Linked DNA regions of Mus musculus: region 2 is linked to region 1. The links are chromatin contacts, found by Hi-C or POLR2A ChIA-PET in ENCODE. All regions are on one chromosome and are shown on one strand. The core of a region is the stretch at or near the end of the contact, and the rest is flanking DNA. Distances in the headings are between cores, read along the strand shown.

Region 1 (2,700 bases), core at 194-2,693:
CTTTCCACTTCTTTAATTTCCGCCGTAACCACCCACTTTCCCCAAGGAGGGAAGGGTGGGAGGGGATGGTGGCAGTAGGGGTTTTCTGGCTCTGTGATGGTAAAGAAGCTTGCTTTGAGAGAGAAGGCACCTTAGCCAGGGCAGAGGCTTTGCCTCTTCCTGGGCCAGTTCACCTCTGGGGAGCCTGGGTACTGTGTTTACACCCATATACTGGAGAGTCACACCCTCTCCTACTTCTTCCGGTTGATGGAAAGACCAAAGAGAAGAGCCAGATGATGGAGGCAGGACTTTCAAGGGTTCATGGCCAGCCTTGGCTATATAGTGAGATGAATGCCAACCTGGGCTACATGAGACCCTGTCTTAAACAACAAATAAACAAACAATGGAAAGAGGGAGAAAGAGAAAGGGAAGGAAGGAGAAGGGAGAGAAGAGAAAAGAGAGGGGGCAGTGGGAAGAGGCATGAGAGGAGTAACAGGGATGAAGAGGGAAGGAAGAAGGGAGGGAGGGAGGGAGGGAAAGAATAAAGGAAGGAAGGTAGGAAGGAAAGAAGGAAAGAAAGACACTCAGGCAAAGAGATAGAAGCAGATAGGTTTTCAGTTGAACACACTGGCTCATACCTGCCGTCCTCAGCATTCAGAAAGAAAAGCATGGCCAGTTCTAGGCTAGCCTGGGGTACTTAACAAGTTGGAGGCCAGCTTAGGGTTATACTGTAAGATTGTCTTGGAAAACTGAAAAGAAACAAAATACTTTTCAGAACATAAGCCACCGGGCTGGAGAGATGGCTCAGCAGTTAAGAGCACTGCTGCTCTTCCAGAGGTCCTGAGTTCAAATCCCAGCACCCATGTGCTAGCTCACAAAGTGTGTAACTATAGTCCCATGGGATCCGATGCCATCTTCTGGTATGCGTGCAGACAATCTTTTAAAAAGGGAAGTTTTTCAAAAAATGTAAACTATTCTTTTTTTAAAAAAACTGATAAAGTCTTCCCTTGTTAGGAAAAAAGAAATTGTACTATCACTGAGGGCTTTACCTCCACCCACTTTACCACCACTGAAGTGCCCTTTACCTCAGCAGACGCTTCTCCCGCCATCCCACCCACTCCCACCTCAGCAGAGCCCCTTCCTGCCAGGTTTGTTGGGCCTAGGAAACTTGTCCATAGTTAGTCAGCAGATGGCAGTAACGGCTCAGTTTTAAAGGGCTGTGATCATTCTAAGTTGGAATCAGCCCTGCATGGACATGGATGGCTCCAAACCAGCCTGTGACCAAGGGAACTTCTTCAGTTAGACTGCGAGGATGCAGGCTCCTAAGAATACGCAGAACCCATCACTCAAGAGGCAGTGAGACTTTGTGGCGGACACACTGCCTGAACCACACGAAGCCATCTTCTCAGATTTGTTCATCTGCTTCTAAATGCACGGGTGGCTGAGGCCACAGCAAGAGGGGTTCCGCCCTCCTCTCCTGCCCTGTCTTCCCACGCATGCGTCAGCAACTGTGGATCAGAGCTGGAGGCCCCAATGACCTGGCTTTAGGGGTCACTGTGGCCTGCACAGAGACAGGAAGTTTCCACAGCCTTCCTTCCGCATTTCCTAGAGGAAATGACAAAAGTATTGTTTGGCTTTCCCTCCTAACTTTTCAAAAGAAATCACTCACATCATCTCCTCCCCTTTTAGAAAGAAGAAAAATAAATTTCAGATGAGATTAAGAATAAAAACTAAATTTGAGAGAGTGGGTTTATTGGCTAAATTGTATCTTAGGCTTAATAACCATATATTACAATGTATATAACCATAATACAGAGAGGTTTTTGTTTTAAGATTTATTTATGTATGAGTACACTGTCACTGTCTTCAGACACACCAGAAGAGGGCATTGGATCCCATTACAGATGGTTGTGAGCCACTATGTGGTTGCTGGGAATTGAACTCAGGACTTCTGGAAGAGCAGCCAGTGCTGAGCCATCTCTCCAGCTCCCATAATACATAGTTTTATGCATATCTAATTATATGTTGGATGTTCTGAAGAACATATTCTACAGGGCTGTGGAGATTCTAGATATCATATCTCCATTCAAGTAGAAAGAAAAGAGAAAGGCAGAGATGGCTTTCTTTCTAGATTATTCTAGATTATTTGGATATGTGTGTATATATATATATATATATACAAATATACATATATGTATGTATGTATGGGTTTATTTACTACTTATTTGAGATAGGACCTCGCTATGTAGCCAAGACTAACCCCTACCTCTTGACCCACCCCCATCATTAATTACTGTGAATGAATGCTCTTCTCCAAATACAGTATGATTACACTCAGCTACTCCACTTGGGACCAAACACAGAACCACTTCAAGTTCCTACAGTGAGCTGATTGGTGGAACACCAGTGACTACCCAACAAGTCAGCCAAGTACCTGCCTGCTCTACCCCGCCTTCCCCAAGCGGATACAAAGCTGCATTGTTTCTGGGTGGCTATAACTTGAGTCTATGCCGTGTAAATCTTCCTTCCTTGAGTGGAAACACACAGTACATCCCTTCCTGGCTTACAAATTCAGGAAAGATGAGTTGTATGTTACACACTTTTCTGAGCTATCTGTAGTCTGTGCTGGTCTGACACTCACGACCTTGCAGCCCTGGACTCCTGAGTGCTGAGGTGACAGATGTGGTCGTGTGTATGAAGCCTTGTTTACCTATAAGCATT
Region 2 (2,700 bases), core at 55-2,554, 45 kb after region 1:
ATTTTTCTATATAGTCGGTCCAAATAAATTTTATTTCATTTACTAGGATTCTGAGTTAATACAACTTCAAAAAGATCTTTCAAAAAGATATCTAATTTATTTGCCGTGTCTTTGGCTGTGTAATTTCTATCTACCAGTTACTGGCCACTAGCACTGGCCTATGAGAATAAGGTACAGATGGAGTACAAGGTATGAGCACGCTGCTAACACTGCTAAATGATCCTCAGCACCCTATACATGACATCCTCCTTGTTCTTCACCGTAAGGTACTTGAGTAATCTCATTTCCCTATATTTTAACACACTCAAAATGTAAAGTGCTTGCTGTAAAGAAGACAGCCAACGGCTGCTGTCATTTGAAGCTTACACTGGCTGAGCCCAGAGACGAAGGAAGTGTAAATAGTACTGAAATCCATGCCTCGTACATAGGCATGTACTGATGATATCATCATGAGACTGATAATATCATTATTCTCATTCTGCAGTCCCCAAATAGTTACCAAGAAATACTGGATCAAACTGTTGGAGTTTTTATTTTTTGCTAAGATTATGTTTTTTACTCAATGAGTCTTTTAAGTAAAAGGTAATTAGTGATATAATTATATCTGTACAACCCCTATCATTAACAGGTAGAGGCTTTATGCCTTGCATTATGTTCAATCAAAAAAGTTAACTGAGATTTCTAATGAGTGACAGAGCTGGGATCGGAACTAAGACCTACTTGATTTCAAGACCTGTACTTCTGCACAGACCAGGATAATGGAAAGATAGCAAGAGTAGATGTAACCAGTGGTCAAAGTCACTAACGACCTCTTTTCCCTGATAAAATGTCCAACCCAGCGCCACCATCATCATGTCTCTAGGGTACAGTTAACTTGAGAAGTTAAAAATAAAAAGTATGATCTCTGCACTTCCATCTCCCCTGTACACAAATGAAGCAGTGGGGACGGTTGAAGCAATTCTAGTCAGCAATGAACTCTGGATTAAGCCCGAGTTACCTGGCCACCATCTTCATGTGCCTTTCGTATGGAGTTTTGTCGAGAGTCAATCCAGTAGAGCTGCTTGTCCAAAGGGTCATAGTCAATGGCCCGGACGTTCCGAAGGCTGTGGATAGGAAGGATGATGTCAGGGCTCTGTTGTTCATCAATCACCATGCGGTTGATGGCGCTCTTCTGACTGAAGAGCAGGAAGGTGGTGGGAGCTTTAAAAAGAAAAGAGCAAATCTAAAACACAGTGAGGGACTGGGGCTTCATCAGCCGCGAGGTTTGGCGAGGCGGTTACTGTATCTCCAACTGGAAGGGCTTGGTAAAGCTAAGGGAAGAAGGCTTTGGCACGCGTCCAGAACCGTCCTTCAAAGGGAGAACACTCAGCACTCGGCTTATCAAGCTGTTGTAACTGTTCCCCGCCCTGTCCCTCCGCCTGCTTCTTCTTCCTGCTTTCTCTGATGGTGCTGATGGTGCTGTGCTGCCCAGAGCGGTTCTGTTGGTTTACCTCTAAATCCCACCCACACCTCCGGGACCATTCCCCAGCCTCTGTGTGGCTTCCCTTGACCTCCTCCGCGCCCAGGCAGATGAGATTCTCCCAGTCTGATTCCCACGCTCACTCTGTGTCTCTTTAGTCACTCTACTCCTTTCCAGTTGGCCTTTACCTAACTATTTTCAGTTACATAGTTATTACTAGACCTTTGGCTCCATTGTAAGTGACTGATATGTCTTCTCTCATTTAATAGAGCTTTGCATCTGATGAACAATTCAATGCTCAGTTACATCTGAATAGATGCCTGGGATGTTAGCAGGGAAAAGGCTCAATCACTCTTAGAGTTACAGAAAAGGGATGGACTCTATAAAAGATTTATCTGTATGTCTCATTTTTAGTTATTAAAAAGGTGAATTAGAGGAATAAGTTACAATTTTGTACCTAGATCTCTCTGGCCATTGATTTTTTTTTTTTACCTCTAAGATTTATTTATTTTATATATTTGAGTATAGTATTACAGTCTTCAGACACACCAGAAGATGGCATGAATCCCATTAAAGATGGCTTTGAGGCACCATGTGGTTGCTGGGATTTGAACTCAGGACATCTGGAAGAGCAGTCAGTGCTCTTAACTGCTGAGCCATCTCTCCAACCCCCTGGCCATTGGTTTTCAATCATCTAGCCTGTTTTTTTGTCTTACAAAAATACCAAAGATCTTATTTTTAATTAATCATTTAATAATAACATAAAAGGTTATAGATTTTATTTGCTTTGCAGGGAGAAGAAGGAAAAAGTGATAAACAAAAAAACAACTAATAATAGATTGGAACGTAGCTCAGTGAGAGAAGACTTGCCTAGCCTGCATGAGGCCCTGGGTTCAAGTCCCTATAGACACTTTAACACTTATCATGTATAATCTTGAAAGCAAGCATTAAGGTCAGCTGTAGTGCCTCTAATCCTAGTACTCTGGAGACTAAGGCAGAAGAGTCACTGCAAACGCAAGACTTAGATAGGGTGAAGCTGTCTAAAACCAAGAACCCCCACCCCAAACAAAACAAAACAAAACAAAAATAGGGGCTGGAAAAAAACAGCTTAGTGGTTAAGAGTGCCTGCTGCTCTTGTAGAGGATGTAAGCTTAATTCCCAGTACTCACATGGCAGATCACAAGTGGCTTTAATCCCAAACCAAGGAGACCTAACATTTCTTAGTGGCCTCCATGGGTACC

What was found. Hi-C counts contacts between places; a loop is a spot of excess contacts on that map. ChIA-PET counts read pairs that join two places held with the same protein, here RNA polymerase II (POLR2A).
Region 2: a map of heart shows a loop between it and region 1 (2.1-fold over the local background). The contact joins two enhancer-like sites. A Hi-C loop is called at or near these places in 3 of 37 maps with a recorded cell type or tissue (gastrocnemius, heart and regulatory T cell). POLR2A ChIA-PET finds 5 or more read pairs at or near these places in 1 of 5 experiments (embryonic stem cell).

What each region holds. Positions count from the first base shown.
Region 1 is chr6:134,424,153-134,426,852 of GRCm38, forward strand. The region is part of intron 3 of Bcl2l14 (BCL2-like 14 (apoptosis facilitator)); the gene reads left to right. Among named protein-coding and RNA genes, the nearest start is that of 4933406J09Rik, 22 kb to the left of the region's middle. Within about 2 kb of position 1,444, at least 1 of the 3 ENCODE cell types and tissues checked has a DNase peak (open chromatin) inside an H3K27ac peak, as active enhancers do; it is heart, where a contact is called at or near this core.
Region 2 is chr6:134,469,692-134,472,391 of GRCm38, forward strand. Lrp6 (low density lipoprotein receptor-related protein 6) reads right to left here. Exons shown (of 23, transcript NM_008514.4): 13 at 998-1,200. Among named protein-coding and RNA genes, the nearest start is that of Gm52921, 20 kb to the left of the region's middle. Within about 2 kb of position 1,305, at least 1 of the 3 ENCODE cell types and tissues checked has a DNase peak (open chromatin) inside an H3K27ac peak, as active enhancers do; it is heart, where a contact is called at or near this core.